Linked DNA regions of Mus musculus: region 1 is linked to region 2. A link is a loop called in an ENCODE intact Hi-C map of the cell type or tissue named here. Cell type or tissue: gastrocnemius. All regions are shown on one strand. Each heading gives the region's core, and the rest is flanking DNA. Links, peaks and the distances in the headings are about the cores only. Region 1 holds the start of Synm (synemin, intermediate filament protein). Region 2 overlaps Lysmd4 (LysM, putative peptidoglycan-binding, domain containing 4).

Evidence for each region. A loop is a pair of places that touch in the nucleus more often than their neighbours do. Peaks named below come from ENCODE experiments on the same cell type or tissue, not always from the same donor. Only the 100,000 strongest peaks of a DNase experiment are listed, where the experiment ranks them.
Region 1: a loop joins it to region 2, with 2.7 times the contacts of the local background. A loop is called at or near these places in 7 of 42 quality-filtered maps.

What each region holds. Positions count from the first base shown.
Region 1 is chr7:67,754,007-67,765,406 of GRCm38, forward strand. It overlaps Synm (synemin, intermediate filament protein), which reads right to left and starts at 5,736. Exons shown (of 5, transcript NM_207663.3): 1 at 4,813-5,736. The coding sequence starts at 5,622. In gastrocnemius, for the core only: CTCF peaks have their summits at 5,048 and 5,248; DNase peaks (open chromatin) are centred at 4,793, 5,086, 5,826 and 6,366; H3K4me3 peaks cover 4,614 bases; H3K27ac peaks cover 4,612 bases.
Region 2 is chr7:67,223,354-67,234,753 of GRCm38, forward strand. Lysmd4 (LysM, putative peptidoglycan-binding, domain containing 4) reads left to right here. Exons shown (of 3, transcript NM_175215.4): 2 at 256-538; 3 at 2,511-5,115. The coding sequence starts at 266. The coding sequence ends at 3,119. Mef2a (myocyte enhancer factor 2A) reads right to left here. Exons shown (of 11, transcript NM_001291195.1): 11 at 7,810-11,400. Among named protein-coding and RNA genes, the nearest start is that of Lysmd4, 6.5 kb to the left of the region's middle. In gastrocnemius, for the core only: a CTCF peak has its summit at 5,739 (motif pointing right); DNase peaks (open chromatin) are centred at 3,081, 4,413, 4,955, 5,223 and 2 more places; H3K27ac peaks cover 2,401 bases.

The sequences.
Region 1 (11,400 bases), core at 1,583-9,582, 530 kb after region 2:
GCAGACCACCTGCCAGTCTTAAGTGACAGAGACCACAGATGTAGCAATAATATGTATTCCTTCTATAGTTAAGTCTCCAGGTTAAAACAAAACAAAACAAAACAAAACACAACACAACACAACACACCTCTGTTCCCCTGCTTTAGAGGGAATAGAAATTCAGAGGCAAAGTTAGAATCTAAAATGCCTCCTCTCTCCCTCCCTATGAGTGTGTGAGAGAGAAAGCAAGTGTGCGTATGTGTGTACACATGTTGAACCTTTTTAAGAGAGAGTCTCACTACAGCCCAGGGTGACCTGTAACTCACAAGTCTCTGCCTCCAGAGTGCTGGCATTGCAGATGTGCACCACCATACCTGGCTTGTTATCTTTTCTAGCACAAGAAACTTGACCTAATCGTTAAAACCTAAGGATATATCAATTATGCTTTGCAAAGAAGTTTAAGTGGTGCTAAACGGCTTAGAATAAAATAACCAGAGGAACTCAGTTCTCCACCCACAGTTCAAGATTATAAAGCCACGCCACAGCGCTACCCAGGAAGACGTTCTTCCTCCCCCAGTGCTAAGGCTAGCTTTCTGTACCCCACCCCACAGAATGTGAACCAGGAAAATAAAAACCGCACTGAACGTCCAAATAAATATAGTTCCAAACGAATTTCCTCATGAGTCAACTCTTCCCAAATGGCGAAAGGAAAAGCCGTTGACTTTTGGAGGCAGGAATGAAATAACAACCAATCCTGCCAGTGGGAGATAGCTTCAGACTCCAACTCTGCTCTGCCAAAACTTTTCATGCCACGGGCCAGGCCAGGAGTCCTGGGGCCTCCCACACAGGGTAGTGCTTCCAACCCACACAGCAGCAGCTTTATCCAAGGCTCTAAAGACTCGGGGGAAAGCCCAGTCTTTTAGCTGCCGTGCAGAGAACCTCTCCAGCCACAGCATCAGCGATGCTACGCTCTAGCTCTACATCAGGGTCAGTGTCGAGGAGCTTGGGCCTTCCCTGGCTGAACATCAGAGAGAATGGCCGGAGCTTGCTAATGTCCTGTTCATCTCGGGTCTTAAATGTTAGAGCTCAAGGGAACTTGAATACTAGGAGAGCCCATTCACACCCAAAATTAAATATACTAATAAGAAGCATGAACTGTGGTCCGGTGTAGTGGTATATACCTTTACACCCATCAATTGGAAGGCAGAGGCAGAAGGATTTTTATAAGTTCAAGGCCAGGCTTATCTACATAGTGAGTTCTAGGACAGCCAGGACTATATAGACCAGAGAGGCCTTAACATAAAACGTGGAGGAGGAGGAGGAGGAGGAGGAGCAGCAGCAGCAGCAGCATGAGTTGTGTGCTCTCTGTGTTTATAGCTGTACCCGGTAGCACAGTACTCCAGGGCATTTCAGAGGCATATCAAACTGGCTATGTGTAAACTGGACTCAGACCTCTGATCTTTACACGCCCTTGTGCAAAGAGTGCCCTACTTCTGGTTGCCATTCACAGTTCTGGGGTCAACCCCGCCCCAAGCCCACTCCATGTCCCTTACTACTTTATCCAACCTGTCAGCAAACCTTGATATAGCTTCAACTTGAAAGAAGAGCCCTCCCTCAGTCTACCATTCTGCATCCTGTCTAAGCTTCCCATGGCCTCAATTGCTGCAGCGTCGCTCCTACACTGGTCCATGAAGCCGATGCTCAGCACAGCAGAGTCTGATCTGCTACCACGTTCACTCCTGCTCAGGACTCCCTGGTGGCTTTCAGTGGGACTCAGATTTTAAAAGAAGGCCCTGGAGCTGGAGAGATGGCTTAGTAGTTAAGAGCACTGCCTGCTCTTCCAGAAGTCCAGAGTTCAATTCCCAGCAGCCACAAGGCTCACAACCATCTGTAATGAGATCGGATGCCCTCTTCTGGTGTGTCTGAAGACAGCAATAATGTACTTACATTTAAAATAAACAAGCAAATAAAAAACAAGTAAACAAATCTAAAAAACAGAACAAAAACAAACAAAAAATCCCAGTCACCCTCTGCTTCATTGTCCAGCTCTGCTGGCTTCCCAGGTTCCCGATGAGCACACACTGGTGCCACATCACCATGGCCTCCTGTGGCCTCTTTCTTTGTTATTTTTCACTGCTTTATCCTTAGCTACAAAGAGGGAGACTGGCACCTGAGGTCCCAACCACCATTAATTGGATAAATTAATAGAAGCCATCCAACCAATAGCAACCTGTGAGCTGCTTTTCATTTTCACAGAGCGGGAAACAGGGCGAGGAAGGGGTTAATGAGCTTAATCTTGAAGAAATCTTATACTCTGAGATAGAGTGAGAGTCAGAATTCAGCCCCAAATAGGAAGGCTACAAGAATGCTGAGCTTAACTACACAGCTAATCCTGTCTGCCTTCTTTTCAAAAGAAATGTCTCCTTAGTGTTTTGGAATCGTTCACAAATGGTTGGAGCTGGCAGCTAAGAGTCTCCATCGCAGAACAAAGTCAGTGTTTCTAGGGTAAAGCTGGAGTAAATGACAACATCTTCAAGGCCTTTCTCAGGCCCCTTGCAGGTCTTCTAACATCCCCTGCCACTAGGATACAGAAAAAAAAAGCCAATAAATAAATAAATAAATAAATAAATAAAAATACAAGCTAGAATAATACACCATGAAGGGTCTGAAAACACCCTCGGGTTCCATGAGAGCAGGCTATCTCTGGGCTAGCCCTTAGAAAAAGCAGTTATCACTGGACCTGTGCAAAGTTAAAGGTTTAAGAGAGGACGCATGGCCCAGCAGTGAGCTGCTCACATGAGCCTGGATGGAACTCTGTTTTGGCCACTTATAGACTGATGGCTCACCCTCGTCTTTACCATCTGTAAAACAGGGCTCATGTTAGTATCCACCTTCTGAGATTGGTGTGCGGACTAAGAGTGAACACATGGACTAGGCCTGATGCCTCCCAAGGCTGTTAGCAGTGCAACGTTTCTACAGAAAGTCAGCTTAGCCAGTCTTTATATTTTCAGTCCTCCAGACTGAGCATCTAAGAAACTTGGGGTGGGGGGAGGGGAATGGTAAAGGCTTGGGGTTGAAACAATATTTTCTCCTTCATATAATTCGGAACACTGTTTATGATTGGGGAGAAATGTTTCAGAATGGAATCTGAAATGCAGTTGCTTTAAGATAGCTGGGCAAAGAGTTACAATACAGGTAAGATTGCAGCTGGTAACATTTAGCAAAGGCAAAAACCTAAACAAATTGAGACTGAAGAAGAAATCCAGGTCCTTCACACTGTCCTGCTCTTGTTTCCAGGGGGGAAAAGCCAACTCTGAAACAGAGAGATCCCAGGGTGGGGAGCCAAGGGTGGGGTCCTATTGCAAGTCAGGTGTGACCTCAGGTACGACTTCATTAGTGGTCTGGAGTCCTTGTGGAAGGGCTGGACAGTGATTCTATACATACTTCCAATTCCTAGTCTTTCCTCCATTTGGGGAACTCTGCTTCTCTGTCTCAGATTTGCTCCTGAAGATTTTATTAGTGGGAAAAGGTTAGGCTGTTATAAGAACCTTAAAGCCAGAGCTTCTTCAAGGTCCATGATCTCCCACCCACTCTCCAGCTCTTTGGCTACCAAAATCCTAGCCCATCGCTGGGGAACCAGAAAAAAAAAAAAAAAAAAAAAAAAAAAGAGATGCTGACTACCAGCTGCTGGTCACATCACCCCAGTCATCCACTCCACACATTTTAGAAAATGACATCACAACATCTCCAACCTTCAGCTCCTAGCTGCAAACTCTTCTCTTCAAATATTTCTTGAAGTTGTGCTCATCTTACTCCAGACCAACTTCCTGAGAGCCCCTCATCGTGTGATTTGGGAGTAATTCCAATTCTGGCTGGGAGTGAGCTAGGTTGGGAGCCAAACACTAGGGCCAAACTGAGCGTCCAGAGAATAAATCAGCCACAGGTATCCGCACACATCGTCAGAGGGTTAGAGCTCAGCTGCTCTGACATAAGAACCGTTTATATTAGTCTGTAGTTGTAATAACATCTCACCACAGGGTCCTGCTTTCTCCTGGTTTTTACACAACCCAGAGATCTGCCCTCAGCTCGTACTGTGAGCAAAACAACTCTGACCCTTTTTCTGTATGACAGTTACTTAGTCCTCTCGCGGGAAGAAACAAAAACCAGAAAAATAAGACATCTGCTCGAGGAGCTACAAGCAGCTGTCTCCAGCTGGGAAATCATTCTGGCAAACAAAAACAAAACAAAACAAAACAAAACAAAAAGGTGCTTGGAGCCCTCTTTAAGCATGGTGAGCCTCCTGGGGAGGACTTGGCAGTGCCTTGCAACCTCTCAATGTGTTGCCTATCCAGGTCTGAAGTCTGGGCTGAGTTTTGGATTTCAGGCTACAAGCTCTACAAAAGCGCAGGAAAAAGAAAAAGAAAAGAAGAGAGGAGAGGAGAGGAGAGGAGAGGAGAGGAGAGGAGAGGAGAGGAGAGGAGAGGAGAGAACAAAAACAGAACTAACAGGATCGTTGATCAGGATGTGCCTAGACACGTCTGGATCTAAAGGTAATCCAACTAACAGGATGATGGGCACTAGGCTAGCCACCGGGACCTGTCACATGGCGTCAGTCCTCCGATTTAAGGATCATTGCACCAACCCCTTATTCTTAGACTAGCTATATGCCAGAATCCCGTCGCTTCATAAATAGCAAAGCTGCTGGCAGCGTACGCTTCCCTGGGTGGGGCTGAACCAGCTGGGTGTCCCGGGAACCCCTGCTGCTCGCCTACTGGGTGCACAGGGGTGCGTGTACAGGCTATTAGGGAAGGGGCGCGGTCCCTGCCCACGGACCTGCCGCTCCTCCGCCTGCATCCCGTACTCCTCGCGCATCCGCAGCAGCTCATCCTCCAGCCTCGCGCGCAGCTGCTCCAACTCCAGCGCCTGGTTCCGCAGCGCGTCTGCCTCCTGCGCGCACAGCCGCGCCTCGTCCTCCGCCTGGAGCCGGCTCTCTTGGCCGCGGCGCAGCGCCTGCTCCAGCTCGCGCACCTCGTCCTCGTACAGCTGCACGCTCTCCCTCCACGACTCGGCCACCAGCAGGGCGTAGCTGTCGTGCACGTCCCGCAGGCGCGGCGGGGGCGCGGCGGGGCTGGTGGCGCGGGCTCGGAAGTGCATGGTGAGGCTGGCAGCGCGGGCTCGTAGATCTCGCACTTGGCGTTCGTGGGCAGCGTCCAAGTCGCGGCGCTCAGTTTCCAGCCGGCCCAGCAGCGCCTCGAGGGCGGCGCGCGCGCCCAGAGCCTCCTCTAGCTCCCGCCGTTGCGCTCCCAGCTCGGCATCCAGGCGGCTGCGGGCAGTGCCGGCTTCCACACCCTCCCGCTGCAGCTCCAGCAGTTCCCTCCGCAGCGCGTCGCGCTCGCCCTCGGCCAGGGCTGTGGACCAGTTCAGTTCATCTAGCTGCTGTCGTAGGCTGCGCGCCTCCTCGGCGTAGAGTGCCTGATCCTCAGCCCAGCGGTCCTCCCGGCTCAGCCGGCTGCGCAACTCCTCCTCCAGTAGCAGGTTCTCGCGCTCCAGCTCTCGCACCCGGCACACGTAGTCGTAAAGCCGGGCGTTGAGCTCCTGCAGCTCCGCCTTTTCAGAGCCCGTCTGCAGCCGCCAGGACAGCATCTTGCTGGGTGTGCCGGACCCTTTCGATTAGCCGCTTGCCTCCTGCCCTGATCTTGTCCCCTCCGCCCCGCCGCGCCGCGCCCGCCGCGCCGCTGCCTCGGAGGCCCTTGGACTGGCGCACCGACTGGCGAGCTTCCCCACTTAGTGGCCCGGTCGCGCGGCTGTGGACTTGGGCCATCGCCTCCAGCCAATCAGGACGCGGCCCGCGCGGCCACTGCGGCCGGACAGCGCCCCCTGCCGGACAGATCGGGCCATGGCGAGGCTGCCCAGCACTGGCCCCCCTGGTGGCCCAGGGTAATCCCACGTGGGTTGTCGGATTACTGCGTGCTGGCTATCTGGGACACCTTATGAGGCTCCCCGTTGCTACTCCTAGGGCGCAACTAAGGCACCCCTGAGTCCCAGCTTTCTTTAATGAAAAATAGTTGCCATTAAATGAGAGATCCTTTTCGTAGAGGAAGCTTCTAATTGGTTGCTCTGGAGATGAGGGGCAGGAGGTGTATTCTTTAAACTAGAGTTATAGTTCAACAATAAAGAGCTTGCCAGATAAAGAATATGCCAGGCCTGGATATCAATATCCACCACCACAAAACAACTTTGCGCATGTATATTGCACATCCGTATATACACATATACCTGTTATGTTTTTTAAACTAAGACCATTTCAGTAATTTTGCTTTTATTTTTTATGTGTGTGAGTGTTTTGCCTGCATGTATTTGTACCACGACGGTGCACACAGACGCCAGAAGAGGGCGTCAAATCCCCGTGAAACTGGAGTTAAAGGCAGTTGTTAGCCAAAATGTGGGTACTGAGAATTGAAACCACATGCTCTGCTGCCAGTGCCCCTAACCACTGAGTCATGTCTTCAGCCCTACATATACATTTTTAACTTCTGGCATGAATGCATCTCCATTTGCCAATATTATATGTTTAGGTAAGATTTCCTTTCCACGCAGAGTGGGAAACGCTGTTACCTTCTTACTTGCACAAACCACCTTCATGGGACTTTATGCTTTGCAATATTAGCATCATTCTGGTGGAGAAAGAACCTAGAAAGACTTTGAAGTGCTCTGAGCACAGAACATTCTAGACACCTACCATCTCTCCAGACTTTTGCAACTGCCTTATACACACCCCCATTATGACAGCCTGGGAGGGGGGCCGCTGTCTCTTCTTTCAGCAGTGTGCCCTTAAAGCACTTAGTTTAATTGCCATAGAAACCACAGCTCTCTCAGTTTGTGCATACTTGCATCTCATTGCATTACACGACAGTTACAAAGGATGGTAGCCAGAGTCAGTAGCATTACAGAGCGCAGGAATAGGCACAGGTGGCCCTAAGTAGGGGGGTGGGGGGTATTCAGCACCAAGGCATTGGCCTGGGAGCCCTGGACTCTGTTCTTCCGTTCTCCCATCCACAGGGGCACATCAACACTTTGGTCCTTGGTGATCATCACTCAACCTTCTAGATTACTCATCCTGAGCGCCCTGGCCTTGACCACCCCACAACAGCCGACCCTCACAGGGCAGCTACAGAGTCACCTGGACTCAGCTGGAACCGTTAACTCTCATCATATTGAATGTCCAGACTTCCAGTTCTGTCTAGAGGTAGGGAGCCATCACACATCATTGGCCCCAATTAAGAGGTTGCTTTGCTCTGACTCCTTGGGTTTTTCTTGCTTCCCCCCACCCCCACCCCGAGTGTTGAATTGTAAAACTCAAAACTTCTCCTCACTTCTGCTGTAAACCCATCTCTCAGGAGATGACTGCTCTGGGGGCATAGCTTAGCAGAAGAAAGACAAAGTCAAAAACTTGTGCTACTGCTTACTATTGCAAAACAATATCCCACTGATCAGACTTAATCCTCAGAACTGAGATTCGGAGACATGGGCTAGTGTCCTTAAATATATGACTGTGAAGTGTGGGAAGAAGTGAGCATATTAGAGGTGACCAGGGGAGCCAACCTGAGCAGGCAAAGGCTGCACATTCAAAAAGAAGAGCCTAACCAAGTGGGAGGGAGGAGAGGGCTATTTGCGAAGGATGTGGGGGTGGAGAAGCACCAGTGACCTAGGGAGTAGCAAACCAAGAGCCTTTGTGCCCAAGTGCTAGCGGAGCCTGGAGTTCTGAGATACGGCCTCTGGACAGAGGAGAGCTGCAGAATATACCCTAGAAGGGAGAAGGTGAGCCCAACCTCTCTTTCCTGCTGCTCTCCTGCCAGGGTCTCCCACTGCAGAAGCCTGGCAGTGGTGTATGGGATAGGTCTCCTGCTGTGTGAGGCTGCCAGTTGTTACATGTGAACCATGGGGTCAACACAGCTACTGTGGAAAATAAGTATACAAGCTTATAATTCACAATACAACAAGAGGGAGATAAATACTCAAAATGTAACATGTCCTAATCACTCAACTGCATTTTCTTATCTGTTCTTGAAATTCTACATAGTTAATGTTCATGAATGTCATGTCAGGGTGTTGAATATTTGCACTATAGAAATCAGCCAGTGATTTGTTATCTTTGGCTGGGACCTTGCTTTGTGGATTGTCTAGCCTTAGTCTTCCCTTTGGTGTGCATCTGTTAAGACGATGGGTTAGCCAGGTGGTGGCTGCAACAGTGCACACCTTTAGTCCCAACACTGGGTAGGCAGAGGCAGGTAGATCTCTGAGTTCCAGCCTGGTCTAGAGACTGAGTTCCAGGACAGCCAGGGCTACACAGTGAAACCCTGTCTCAAAAAAACAATCAAACAACAACAACAACAACAAAAGACTACAGGTTAAACTTAGCAGTGTGTTATGATGTATCTATTGGACTGGGAATAGGGTAACACCTTTTTCAGTATCTCAGAACTATTATCCAGGCCAGCGAAGAAGTTCAGAATGGAGATTCATCACTATTTGGCCTTGCTTGATAAACAAAAATATTAACAAGAATTCATACCATGCTATACCTATTCATCAACTGCAACCATACACTAATGTCCAAGTCCTCAAAAAGCCACAAGAATATTCTATAAGAATCAATTGATTATATTGATTATATAAGGAGTATTGGATATTTTGCTATTGCTTATAATAAGAATGTGAAAGCTGTCTCAAAGGTGCCACAATATAGAAAGAGATGCACTTTTTATTAATATCTGACTAGAAAAAGTCCCTGTGGCCTTTGTTTCTGGTTTTCATTCTTTCATTAGAGTAGGTAATCTAAACTGGGCAAATAAAGGCATATAATATTAGAAAATTAATATATGTTATATTTCACCATGGAATTAAACATTTTCTTTTTCACTTTGAATGTAAAAAAGGTCTTGTCTTAATTATTGTGCAGTTGCTAGGAAGAGGCACCAGGACCACGCCGACACTTAAGAAGGAAAGCATTTAACGGAGAGCTTGCTTACAGTTTCAGAGGTTTAGTCAGTCCATTGTCACGCTGGGAAGCATGGTAGCATGCAGGCAGGAAAAGTATCTGAGATGCAGCCGTCCTGATGTCCAGCAAAGGGTCTTGGGGGTTGCCCTGGCTTGAGCTTTTGAAACCTCAAAGTCCACCCGCTCCCCAGTGACACACCACCTCCATAAGGACCTCCAGTAGGACTCCTCCTAATCCTTCCATGACAGTTCATCAACTGGAGACTAAGCATGCAAATATACCAGCCTATGGAGGCCAGTCTCGTTCAAACGCCACAGGTCTCTAAATTATTTCTTTCTAGAACTGTCCTAACATAAACCAAATGGTTTTTTGAAACCATTGTGTTAAAAATGGTATTTCTTGGATTTTTTTTTTTTGTTGTTGTTGTTCATTGATGGCCTTGGGGACTAAGCTGGGGACTGTGTGTATGTGTGTGTGTGTGTGTGTGTGTGTGTTTATTGGGCCCCAACCACTTTGAATTTCTCAGGCTGGGACTGGCCTTGAACTAACCACATAGCCTCAGGCCACCAACTTGCTTCCCTCCCACCAGGCTCCACTAAAGGCAATGATTTAAAATTTTGTTATTATTGTTTTTACCATAATCCTCTTTGGCAAGCAAACTCCTCAAGAACTGTCTACCTAACCTGTTGTTCATTTTAATGGAAAGAGATGTCAGAACTAGAGCAGAATGAAGAAGTGGGCTTTTAGTGATATCTGAGGAAGTGAACAGCTCCCGGCAGGGAATGCTCGCTCAAGGATGGAGAGTCAAGAGGGCTCATGATAACTTGCCAAACCTCCCTGTCCATAACCTTGAGAGTGGAGCTAGGCTCCCTGGAGGGGATCTCACAGCTAGTGAGTAATGAAAAACCCCTAGGAGCAAGAGGGTCCTCCGTGCTGGGTTGGGGAAGCAGAAATATGGGGTCTTTTTTCAAGCTAGGAGGGGGTGGAGTTACAAAACCACTCCACACCCAGTTGGCCCATGAATGTTGATGGATCTTAGCCTCTCTCCCTTTCACTCCACCTCACAGGCCAGGGAACTGCTGTGTCCCAGACAGACAGCTAAAAAGGAAGAGCCTAACTGACTTTTGTATCCTATGTTTGGCACAGTTTTTAGGGACACTGGGATGATCTCAGCTAGACAGAAGTGGGGAGAAGATCTTGGGCACTGGAGCCCAGGGGAGCTGTGCTCTCCTGGAGCTATAGCAGGGGAATGAAGAATGCAGTGGTGACCTGCACCTGGCACACAGGGTCTGAGACGCCATGCTAGGCAGAGCGGTAAGGAGACAGGTAAACTCAAGCTACTAGGACATCGTGGCTCATGCCAATAAGAGGCTGAGAAAAGAGGATCACTTTGTAAGAACTGAAAGTGAGTCTTCGGGTACACAGTGAGCTCTAGGCTAGGCCCTGGGCTGCAGAATGAGAGAGACCCCTGTTTCCAAAAAAAAGAAAAAAGCCAGTTACAGTATGGGATCCAAAATAAGAGCCCTAACCTGTATTTCCCTGAGGCATATACTGAGTCTTATGCAGCAAGCCAAAGAGAGCCACTCTAGCAGAGATGGGGACACCGGCAGGACCAGATAAGCCTCCAAGATAACCTTGTACAAATCAGAAAGGCACCCTTCTTGAGCTCACTCTTCCTGGCTTTGTTGCTGGATAGTTCCTCGATGCCAAGGCACCTTCATCCAAGCCTTAGCAAGCCCAACACTTACCCTTCCTCCGGACAGACGTCAGGCAGTGAGCAAGCCTCTCAACCATCCATGGTAGCCCCTTGTCTCAGGCTTTGCCTTGGTTGATGAAAACTAAGGTCTCTTAAAGGAAGGCTAGTGAATATCAGGACAGGTGACATGAGGACCAAGTAGGCTCCCAGCCCTGGTAACTTGTAGACATTTAAGTCCCTCCAGGTAAGGGGCTCAGATGCTTAAACGGATAGAAGTTGAGTTACCGTTATCCTGGTGGAAATGGAGGCTCAGAGCAGAAATTGGGGATGAGGTGCAGAGACAAAAAATGCCATCATTTTCTGCGTGCCTATGTCTGAGAAGACATCTGTCCACAACAGGTGCTGCCAGGTAGAAAACATGCAAGTGGGGAGAAGAGAACACCCTGAGGCTGGCAGCAAGGGCTGAGGGGGGCACAGTGGCAGTAGATATCTGTGTGGCTTGCACACAACAACCTCTCTGGGCCCACTGCCTTGCCTGTGTGATGAGAGGAGAGCATCTCTCTGTGAACTACCGCAGAGCTATCCAGGGGGTATCCTGGGGAACCTGTCAAATGGAGGGTGCTGGGGCCATGCCCTCCCAAACGAGGCTGATGGTACCTACCCAGAACCACAGACAGAAGACTGGCTTACACCATCAGTTAATCCTGGCATAGCCCTCCCATATTCT
Region 2 (11,400 bases), core at 2,238-10,237:
TGGGCTAGGGGAAGCACAGCTGGGGGTGGGGAAGAAGGGTGGGGAATCTTTTTTGCACACAGTAAGCACTTAGGGAAAGTATGATCTTATTCTGTGTCAGTATCAGGTGGACAGGTGTGAGGATGTCCTTCTGTCCTGATGCTGTTTGTTTGATATTGGCAATATTAGGAAGTTACTAACGAGACAGTCCTCTTTAGGAAGCCAGAGGAAAATGAATAGCATTTGTGTGGAATTAACTCCAGGTCTGATTTTCAGTTAAGAGAAAATGAGGCAGAAGGAAGTGTTAGCCAAGAGCTTCCAAGGTCCAGCTGCTGTCTGCAGGACTCCAAACAGCCACGTTTACATGTTCAACAATGGCAGCGGGGACTCTGGGGACTCCTCTGAGGAAGAGTCACATCAGGTGGTGTTACGACCCCGGGGCAAGGAGCACCAGAAGAACAGCAGCCAACGGCCAGGAGCAGGCACCATGGTTCTGCTGCAGCGGGAGCTGGCTCAGGAAGACAGCCTCAACAAGCTGGCTCTCCAGTATGGCTGCAAAGTAAGCTGACCTCAGTCCCTCTGCCCTCCAGGGTTGAGAGAGGCACGGGGGGGGGGGAGGGGGTCCACTATAGGCGGGGGTCACTATAGGACCTTCCTGACCCCCATAGGCGACTAGAGTCCTCCCTAGCCAGGGCTGGAAGCTGGTGGAGGTACCCTTCATTCAGAACTCTGGGCTCAGGAAGGGTCAGTTAGTTGGGCACCTCAGTTCAGGGTGTGCTTGTCCTGTGTCCTCCACAGGGACACTATGAAACAGTGTGGCCTCTGAGCACACTGGATTTAAGGTCTTAGGGCTGGAGATGGTAGGCGGAGTCCACACGTTTCTGTGGCATGCTTCTCTCACTACTTGTATTTTCTGACCTTTGCTTGCCAGTAGCTAATCTGACTAGTAGAGTTTTCTCTCTTCTCCCTAGTAGAACTGCATGGTCTGGCCCCTGTGCTGTGCGTTTGTATAACCTTATCTTTCTCTTTAATTATGTTTTTAGCACTCAGAGTGATTAACAGTGGCAAAGTAAGTTGGAAAGCGTTTCTGGAATCGCTCTTTTCTCCCGCATTGAAACAGTCTGTTTCCCGCTGTTGACTCCATGCTATATACATGCTATATACATGCTGTATACATGCTATATACATGCTATATAGTACATGCTATAATCATGCTATATACTGGCAGAAGCTTTCACCAAGCTTGCATCAGCTACACAATTAAAAAACAAACAAACAACTTTACCTCCTAAAAATTGTCTGTGGTTTATCTAAAAAGATCCAAATGAGCAAAAAGACTGTGTGGGTGTGGGAGTCTTTCCCAAATAGAGGCTCGTCTCCAGGGACACATAGCATCTTAACATTGCACTGGCCTTTGCATTTGGGTGTTATAATCTGCTTCTCTAGGCATAACATATGCTTTATAGACCATGGACAAAAAACAAACAAACAAACAAAAAACCTTCCCAACAAAGTCTTGAAAGATAGACTTACTGTTCATGTCATGTCAGAATGACAGTCCCTAAGAAACCCAGAGTGGGTATTTAGTGTCTCCAGTAAGTAGTCCAGTTCCTATGGGAGGAGAATACATGTGCTGTTCATGTAGTACACAAAGAATGGAAGCTGTCAAGCTCCTCCTGTTTGTTGGTTTCAGAGCAAGAGAGAAGCGTCCTATAAGCCGGTTGAGTAAGACTCTAAAGTGGCTGCTGAGTAAAGCGATCGCACACACGATGGACTTGCACCGTCAGCTCCGTGGGCCGTACTTACACTTAGAGAAGTTTTTCCCAAGTAGCGTGAGGGGAATTTAAAATTTGGCTTCCCATTCCTCCTTTTCTGTTAGAAGTTTTGTGTTACTTGATAAAAATCCACAGTCACAGTCCCACAACCTTAGTCTGGAGAAAACAAACAAAAAAACAAAACAAAAAAACCAACTCAACCCGAAACTCCTGGCTGGTGGCTGATTGCCTAGCTCACTTCTCATGAGAGGTTTCATCTCCCCAAACTGAATTAACTTCTAACCGGGGAATAAGTTCCTGTGCCTGCCCTGCTTCTGGGAAAGTGTGAGGGAGCATTGTGAGGAAGCTCTCAGGTGGCAGAGACCCCACGTGTGCCCAGAGCCAGCTTGGGCTTTGGTGAGCTTGTCTGGTCACTTGCTCAGCTGGGTCTGGTGTGAGATGGGGACACTGAGTTAGACAGGAAGGGTGACAGTGTTGGTTCTGTTTCACCTGAAGCTTTGGCTGTAGTCACAACACCCTCCAAAGGTGATCAGAAATTGTTTAAAGTAGAGCAGTTGGTTTCTAAACTATTCATTAAGGGGTAAAAACCAAAGACCAGAGAATCAAAAGCCTTAGTCACTTAGCTGAAATGAAGCTGTCTGTGGGTGTGCTTTCAAGCTTTCATGGGCGTCTCCACTGGAGCCCCAACAAGCAAAGGTCTCAGCTGGGTACTGGTTTTAAGGAGCATCGCATGTTTATAATGCATGGCTTCCGTAGGTTGCAGATATCAAGAAAGCAAACAACTTCATCAGAGAGCAAGACCTGTATGCTTTGAAGTCAATCAAGATTCCAGTGAGAAATCATGGGATTCTCACGGAGACCCACCAAGAACTAATGCCCCTTGGGGCTTCATCCTCTGAGACCAGGGTGACCCTGGTAGACCTGCCTGAAGATGAAGATGCTGGTGGAGCAACCACTCAGGGCAACCAGCTGACAGACTTCTTCAAGGGCATTGATGAGAACATTGAGCGGGCTGTGCATTCTGACGTCTTCCACGGTGACAGCTGCTGTGTGGAGGCCCCAGATCAGCTGCTGCTCCCCATAACCCAGAAGCCAGTAGCCGATGGTGCCGACTGTGGGATTCAGTGGTGGAATGCCGTCTTCCTTATGCTTCTCATTGGGATCGTATTGCCAGTGTTCTATCTCGTCTACTTCAAAATACAGGCCACCGGGGAGCCCTCAAATGGCTTGAACGCAACTGTTGTCCCCAATGGCTCGATGACACTGAGCCCAGTTCCAGGGCAGGCTCCCAGGTTGGCAATCCCAGTGCCTACCCTCCCCGCTTCAGACAGCCAGGTCAGCCCTACCACCCAGGCAGGGGCCTAAGCGCATTGTTTCCTAGAGTTGGCAGACTTTGGCAGTTGGCCCTTGTGTAACTGTCACCAGCTGTTTGCATTTCGCTTCCTGAGATGTGTGGACACCATGGCAATCTGGATGGTCTAGACTGAGGAATAGCTTGGCCTAACTCAAGGATGCAGGAGCCCAGACATCCACCATCCCAGCAAGAGAGACATTTATATGAAACTCACAGCTCTTGAAGACATGTAGGGGCCGGCTGTGAGTTCCTGTGCAGCACTCTGTGCAGGCTCCTAAGTAGAATGTGACAAAGGTTCTGCACTATTGCTGCCCCCAGTGTTGAATAGGGTTTCAATGGTGGGCTCAGAGACATGCTCTGTGTCTAGATCAAGGTGCTATATAGTATGTCACTGAGTTTGTCAGTTGACAGCCTGACATGTTATGTTTGCCTCTTCACTTGGCCCCACTGAGGCAGTGCTTCAGAAATGAGAACCTGAAATCCAAACCGCCACCCTCTAATTTAAGCTCTACCCCCAGAGTCACCCTAAGAGCATCTCTGTGGTGGTGGCTCCCTGGGTTCCCCAGTTGGCATCTGGGAAGCAGCTGGTATTGGCGAATGGTTTGAAGGGACTACATCCACCATTAAGCTTCTGTCACATGGACCTTTGAAGCAAACTGGTTGCCATGCCAGCCCAGCATTGTTAATAACAGTGAGTCCCACCCCACCCTGATCATGTGCGCCCAAAGCAGAGTTCTCCCACTGCCTCCTTGACTCATCTATTCTTTGGGTCCTTAGAGTAAACTTGCACATGCTGTGTCTCAGTGTGAAAACCAGACACAATGTCAGTCAGCCGTCTTTTACTGTAACAAAATCATCTCCAGTGGGAAAGGTTTATCTTGGCTCATGGTTTCAATCCATGGCCTGATTTGGGGCTGGGTGGCTGGGGGCTATGGTAAGAACACCATGAAGGAGAGTGTGGTAAAGCAGATTGTTCATGTGGCAGGGAGAGAGAAGGGGAGAGGAGCTTGGGCGCAGGCATCACCTTCAGAGTTCTGCCTGCAGTGGCCTGACTTCCTCCCACTGGGTCCCATTTCTTAAAGGACCCATTCCTTCCCAACACTGAGATGAGGACCAAGCCTTTAAGATACTATCCAAACCCCACCAAGGTAACTCTGGCTCCGAAAGGCTGGAGAGAGAGATGTAGGAGGGTACAAAATGCTCAGGGTTTCCTCAGCCACTCCCTGAGAGCAGTTGGCCATCAGTCCTGTTAGGGATGTTGGGGGGAGGGCTAAGTCAGCCTGCCTTGTCACAGCAGGGGCAGGCAGAGGTGGCTGGGAGCTCAGCCTGGGGAGGACAGGCTAGCAGGCTTCTGGGATGGTTAGCAACTTGACACATAGGCCTAGAAATCTGACCAGAGGAGCAGGACCTTACTTGAGCTGGGCCTCCTGTCTGAAAAACAACCCACCCAGGGTGCAGATAGCAAATTTAAATCATCTTCAGAATTGAGTATTTTGAGGCAGAAAATGAACCCATGAATCTTGGTACAATAAACATCTTGATTATGTAAGTGATTTCTATCTGGATGCTCAAAGACCGTTGTGGCTGTGAAGTTTCTCTTAAATGTTATCATTAACTTCATCAGGCAGGGCTCAGAGTCCCGTAGGGAAATGATTCTTTTGGCAGACAGAGAATGTCTATATTTTTTCTATCTTCTGTCTCAAGTGTTGGGGACTTATTACCACCTGTATATAGCCCTGCGTGGGTTCCTAAGTAAAAGGTGACAAGGGATCTGCAGTGTCAGGGCTCCTGAGGTTGGATGAGGTCAAATGACTATCACAGTGTCCCTGCCTGCTGAGGGCAGGGGTGGGCTTGGCTCAGAGATTTGTGTTCTGTGTCTAGGCAGACCATGGTGCTATGCAATAGTATCAGTATGTCACTGAGTTTTAGACATGTTACAGTTTTAACTTGTATTTCTGTATTTTTCTCAAGTGGAATAAAACAATTTCTTCTGTGAAGGAAACATGATTCTCCCTCTTTTCATATTATGTGGATATTGGTAACAGAGTGAAAGCTGAGAAAGGGACAGCATTAGAGTAGCTGACAGGAGCCTCGACCACCTGCTGAGCCTGGGCAGGTTGCCGCAGGCTCTTGCTGTGCACATCCTTATGTGGCCAGGGAAGGACAGATTAAGTGGTAAACAGTGCATTCTGGCCCACTGACCTACATAATATGTTTCATAATTCAGGTAGATCTGTGAAAGACATACATACTATGGAGTTCATTTTCTGTTCTCTGGGGTGCTTTTAAAATGATTTTTAAAGTTTTAAAATTAATGCGTGTTAATTCCGGTGCCCTTGAAGCTCCGGTGAGAGTGTAGGACCAACTGGAGCTGGAGTTCTAGGCGGCTGTGAGCTGCCTGATACTGGTGCTGACTACCCTGGGGTCCTTAACAAGAGTACTGATTGGTACTCCTAACAATGTAGTCATCTCTCCAGTCTCCAACAAAGAGAATGTTTTAAAGAATAACTTACCATCTTTTTGTTTGGGCAAAGTGCCCTAATTGAAGGAATCTTGGTATTGGTGTGGTGATTTTATACGAGGGAGACAAGGCCCCAGGCTGGGCTGTACACTGCATGCCTGACCAGCAGGGGGCAGACAGGGGGGAAAGAGGCACTGAAGTTTATGGATTTGACAATAATATGGGATGGATTGGGCTCTGGGCCATACTCAACCTTGTAGAGAAAGCTCAAAGTTACACAAAGATGGCTGCAGCTAGGAGCCAAATACACTATATATCCTGTGGTGTTTGTTGTGCAATGGGTGCCATGGGAAGGCAAGCCTTTTGTACAGGGTAGGCCTTGACTGTCACATTACAGTTAGAAAGCTAAGGGCCCGCAGCTGAGTAATCTGGTCTTGGCAGCCTCAGAGCTGCGTTCTTCCGGTTCTGTGGCCATACTGCGCTGCTACCCACCAGGCTGCTGCTGGTAGTGGCCTGATAGAGGTGCTGATGGCTCTGCCTCCTTAGTGCTACCACCTCACACCTGGCTGCATCTGGTTATTTTAAGGTACAATTTCATTGCCCTGAATAAGGAGCATGGGCTACTTTTTATCTGTATTCCATCTATCCACATATACCCTAGCTCTTCAGAATATTTAGAGGTGATGTGATAACCAGCCAGGGCCCTTGTCCCCTGCCCTCAGGTGCTGATAAGCTAGGAGGCAGTGTGATGAAGGCTCTGGCCTCAAGAGAGGTTCCCTAGATGAGCTGAAGGAACACTTCCTTAGCTGACACCAGGAAGGGCAGTGGGAGTCAGTGAGACATCAGGCAGATGCTTTTAGGAAATGCTCTTCAGTGTGATCAGAGGACTAGAGGGTGGAACATTGGGGCTGTGAGTAGCTGGTGACCCAGTATGTAGGGAGTGTAAATGGTATTATGGGAAAAGGTTGCTGGAATGGTTGGGGCCAGGTGCACAACAACCTGAGTTTTACATTTAAGGGTTTGGCATTATTTCAGGAAAATAAGAAGTGATTCATGATGGCAAGGGGAGGCGGACACCACTGAACCAAGCGTCCTTCCTTAGTCTCCCCATTATTCCTAGTTCTTTTGTCTTAGATCCGTGAATTCATATAGTTTCATTTGATTTGGAAAATTGCCATCATTGTTAAATTTCAATTCCTAAATGCTAAGTGGGGAAACCTACTATTCAAGTTACCTCCAAAATACTTGACCAATTACAAAGACAGCACTTTACAGAGAAGCCTAGAAGGAACCTTCACCCTGTGAAAGGACAGCCATCTGTAGTGAGATACACTGACACCATCAATTCCAGAACCAGCTAGGACACATCACTTTGGGCTCTTCACCTAAATATAGACCCTCATCCCAATCCCTGTCGGACTCATCCGCAGCTAAGTGGTGTTCAGCTGGACAGGTGGCTGGGGTGGGCTGCAGCCTTCCAGCTGGCACGCAGCTTGGAAAATCACTTTCTTGGCTGGTGCCACTCAGACACACAATCAGCTTAAAACCAAGATAAAGGTTTAGAGCCAGGCACCCATGGGAGCTGACTAGGAACTCAAAGTGAATTGATATTAAGTAGCTGCAGCTGTGATTAGAATATTTTTAGCCACAGGACTCAAACAGCTTTCAAAACCTGCTAATAACAGCCCCATTATAGCCAGCAAGCAAAACCAGTGCAAAAAATTAACTTGATTTGACACCAAGAATCTGCTTAGCTAGGAGCTGGCTCACATGGCAAAGGAGAGGAAGAGGACTTTTAAAAACAAAAACATAAAACTGTGGGTTTGGATAACTGGAGCTTGATCTGAAAGTGGGAGGGATCTGCTGGTGTGCTGTAACAGTCATCTCTGCAAAACACAACTCCAAAGTCACATCGGCCTCTTGCTCGACCTCAGTGCTGTGTATGTGATCCTGGTAAAACTCATTTCACACTACAACCCTTAAAGGTAAATGGGAACAGGACAGGAAGTGCTAACGCCTGTGCCCTCACACTTGAGGCTCTTCTCCATGAGTAGTTCTTGGTGACCCCCTGGATTTAACTGAGCTGCAGCACAGCCAGGCTGATTCTGGGGAACAAATGGCTGGCTGCTTCCTACAGGCTCCAGGGCTGTCTAGATGCCACAGGGTGGAACTGGGGAGCAGGGATGCCTGGTGGCCATGCCAGAACCTGTTTTCCCCAGGCAAACATGACAGAGTCTGGATGTATGGTCAAAGCCAGGCCATCTTTACTGGAGTGAGTGCAGGAGACAAATAGCTTACAACAACCTCAAGCATTGTCTTAACCATTTGATAAAAACTTCACTATAATATTTATTGTATAATGAAGAAAAAACAACACATTCAGGGAAAAATTGAGATTAACTTATTTTTCTTAAAAGGTTCATCTCAAGGATGGCAACAAAGTCCAGCTTGTGCCGCCAAACGGTTTTACATGATCAAACCGAGTACAGCTTCTTTGTGTGAACTGTTGACTACAAACATTTACCAAATACATAAATCTCTTTTAAAAAAGCCATTTTAAATATAGCAAAGCAGTGTCTTCTTGCACAGCAAAGTGAAGAAAGTTTCTACAGAGAAATAAAAGTTTTACATTTGTAAAGTTCTTTTCACATTCTAATCATCTAGCTTTTTATGATCCAATGCCAGGAGTTTTCAGGTTCCGTATTTACTATGTATTTCTTGTGCGCATGATGGTTAATACAGAAATTATGTTAATACATTAGTCGTCTTTACAGTTGAAAGGAAATGGTGAAACATGTATTGTTCTTTTAGAACAAACCCCTGATTTAGTTTTGTAACACAATGGATGTAATTAGGGCTCAAAGGATGGAGTTTTGACTGGGACCACCTGTGTTGACACAGCGGTGACACTCACTCTCAGTATAGAACCACTTAGAGTCCTGAGGGAACTTCCCATGTCCAGTGCAACTTAAGCTTTTTTTGTTTTTCTTTTTAATAATAAAATATGTTATCTGAAGGGAGAAAACTTTCCTGTGATGGTGTCTTATACAAAACACATGAGTCTCAAAGGGTAAGAAAAGTCAGTTTAAAGCAACACTGTCAGTGTCCTCCCTGCTCTAGGCTGGCTTCCACTGAGAGCCGTGGATGTGGATGTGTTCACACATGAGCATCTGGGTGAAGGATGTCAGACCCATACGCTCCAGATCACACTGGGCATATGGGGGAAGATTAACAGTCAGATATTCAGTTCCTGAAAACGGAATACATTGTGACTTGGTCAGTGTAATTTAAATACAAACTCCGAGCCTCGTGTAATATTCCTTTAGAAAACAGTAGTTGTCCTGATTACAAACCTGCATAGAAAGAAAGACTATTGAGATACAGTCAGAAAAGCCATCGCATAAGGCACACAAGAAAATAGACAGTAAATGTGAATGTGTTAACTCCTATTCCAGTATACAGCAGAAGTTCATGAACATGCATAAATAATGATGAAAGGGTCACTTAATACTTTCAAAGCTATAAATGGTTTACAAAGTGGTAAGGGTTATCTTGGACATTCAGTGTTGGGAGACTGTCTTGTTTTAGTCAGGTCTGACCTTATGAAGAACGTGCCTGTAAGTCAATTCCGTACATCTCAGAAAGCAAGCCTACTCTTTTCTGAGTAAGAGCCGAGTGTTGAGACCACAGAGAGGAGAGCAAACATCACCCCACTTTTTTGGCTTCTGCTAACACGTGCTAGCCAACGGTCAGTGAGGCGCTCTCCGCTGCACAGCCTGTGCCCGCTCGCTCGCCACGGTGTGTGTGCCTAATACCTGTGTGCCGGGCAGGAAGGCTGGCGATGAGTTGTCAGGACAGCAGATGAGGAAACATCAAAAGGAGCAGAATTTAGGGAAGTCGGGGGGGGGAAAGCAAAATGGAAGTAAAAACTGCAGGTAGCTGCTCAACATTGTTCAATATAAAATAGCAGCCATTTTTAAACCCTTTAATTTTCAGGAAAAGGAGTATTTAAAAATCTAGGATAAAAGATATACAGGACTTTGAATTTTGTTCATGGCACAAGCCCAGTAAACGGATCAACTTGCCATCACCAACGAGCTGTCTCCCTGTAAGAGTAAGGCCTTGTTCAAAATCCAAGCTGAGGGTGGCACCAGTTTCCGTCAGGACACCGAGAATCGTGTCGAGGGTTTGCACCATAAGAGAGCTGTTCCCTGCACGCCCGTGCCTTCCTGCGCACGCACGGACGCTAAAGCCCTCCTGGATTTTGTAACCAGCTGCGTCATTCTATCTTTAGAGTCAAGGAGAAAAAGATCCCTTTCCCTACAGATATTTTTCTAATTATTTACCACTTATAAAACCTTTGTGCTCATCTACTATTCTGCCATTTTCTCTAATATTAGTTAAATTAGGTCATCTTTCTACCATTTTTCCCCCACAAAAGGCAGGTTTTAAATAACGCCTTATAAAATCTGTTACAACACATTTTATATTTATGCAGGATGGACTTAACACCAATTTCTTGCCACTTTGCTATTTATGTACACATATAAAATATATAATGATGCTCACCCCATACAGCACAAAGCTCACAACAGAACATCACACATTCACCACCAGTGAGGGGAACCCTTTACACAGGCCTCTGAAAAGCTGGGCTGATAATTAAAATCCAAAGTACAGTATATTAACAAAATAGTAAATATTAAACAGTGAATACTCTACTTAAGGACTTCGCCTTTCCCCCCAAATTGGCGGCAATCCACAAAAATATACTTTTTAATCTGGTGACCATACAATACATAGGTACTTACATCAAAGGTGATAATATATTTAAGATGCTATATACACAAAGAGTTTGGCTCAACTTTTAATTTACATATAGAATAATAAGTGTTCATGGCTTTTTTTTTCCAAGGTTCTGCTTGCAAGATATTTTTGTTTTTTCTCCCCTCTTAAAATAAAACTAAAAAGTTAAAACAAGATAAAGCTATTCTTTAAAAAAAAGTTACAACATACAGCTTTGGCTTATATAAATAATTCAGCAGAATGTGTTCAAAAGTAGTGGATATAATTTTATATATAGTCATCAATTCATTAAGGGTGTTTTCTTTCTTATAAAATATACATGACCTAAAATCAGTTTCTTTAATTTTTAAAGATATGAATGTAAAAGAAACTTCTGACATATTCCAATTATAACTTAATATATTAATTTTATTTTGTTAATGCTCTATATTTCTAGGCTAGTATTTCTGAATATTTCATGCGTGTTTTCTATTCTCTCTTTTTAATAGCTAAAAATCACTTCTTTGACCCAATACATTTTTTTTGCACGTGCAAAACAGTTATGTGTGGGGCTTTTTGTTTATTGTTTGTTTGTTTAATATCAACAGCCCTTTCCCATGCACCCCTTTGCAATAGACCCATGCCAAGTTGGGTTATTAATATAAATGACATTTTATGTACAGTATTGCTTTCTTGGTTCCTGCTTTTCTACTGCTCTGTTCTACAAAGCATTTTGTTTTCTGAAGTAACTACAGTCACCGCACAGTTAAATAAAACAAATAGGGGGCCCCCTAGGTTTCTGCAGGCTAATGTGGAAGAATTATATATGGGTACACGTTTCTCTGCAAAAACTTTATCTTACGAAACAAGTAGTCCAAGGAAGTGCCAGACTGGTCTGTTTCTACAGGGTGCTTTGTCTGCCATGTGGACACACATCTGCAGACCTACAAGGAGTTTGCAGTAAGTGCCTGATTTTGTGTATGCAACACACACCCACACATACACACACACTCACACCAACATACATATATATATGTAAAGGGATA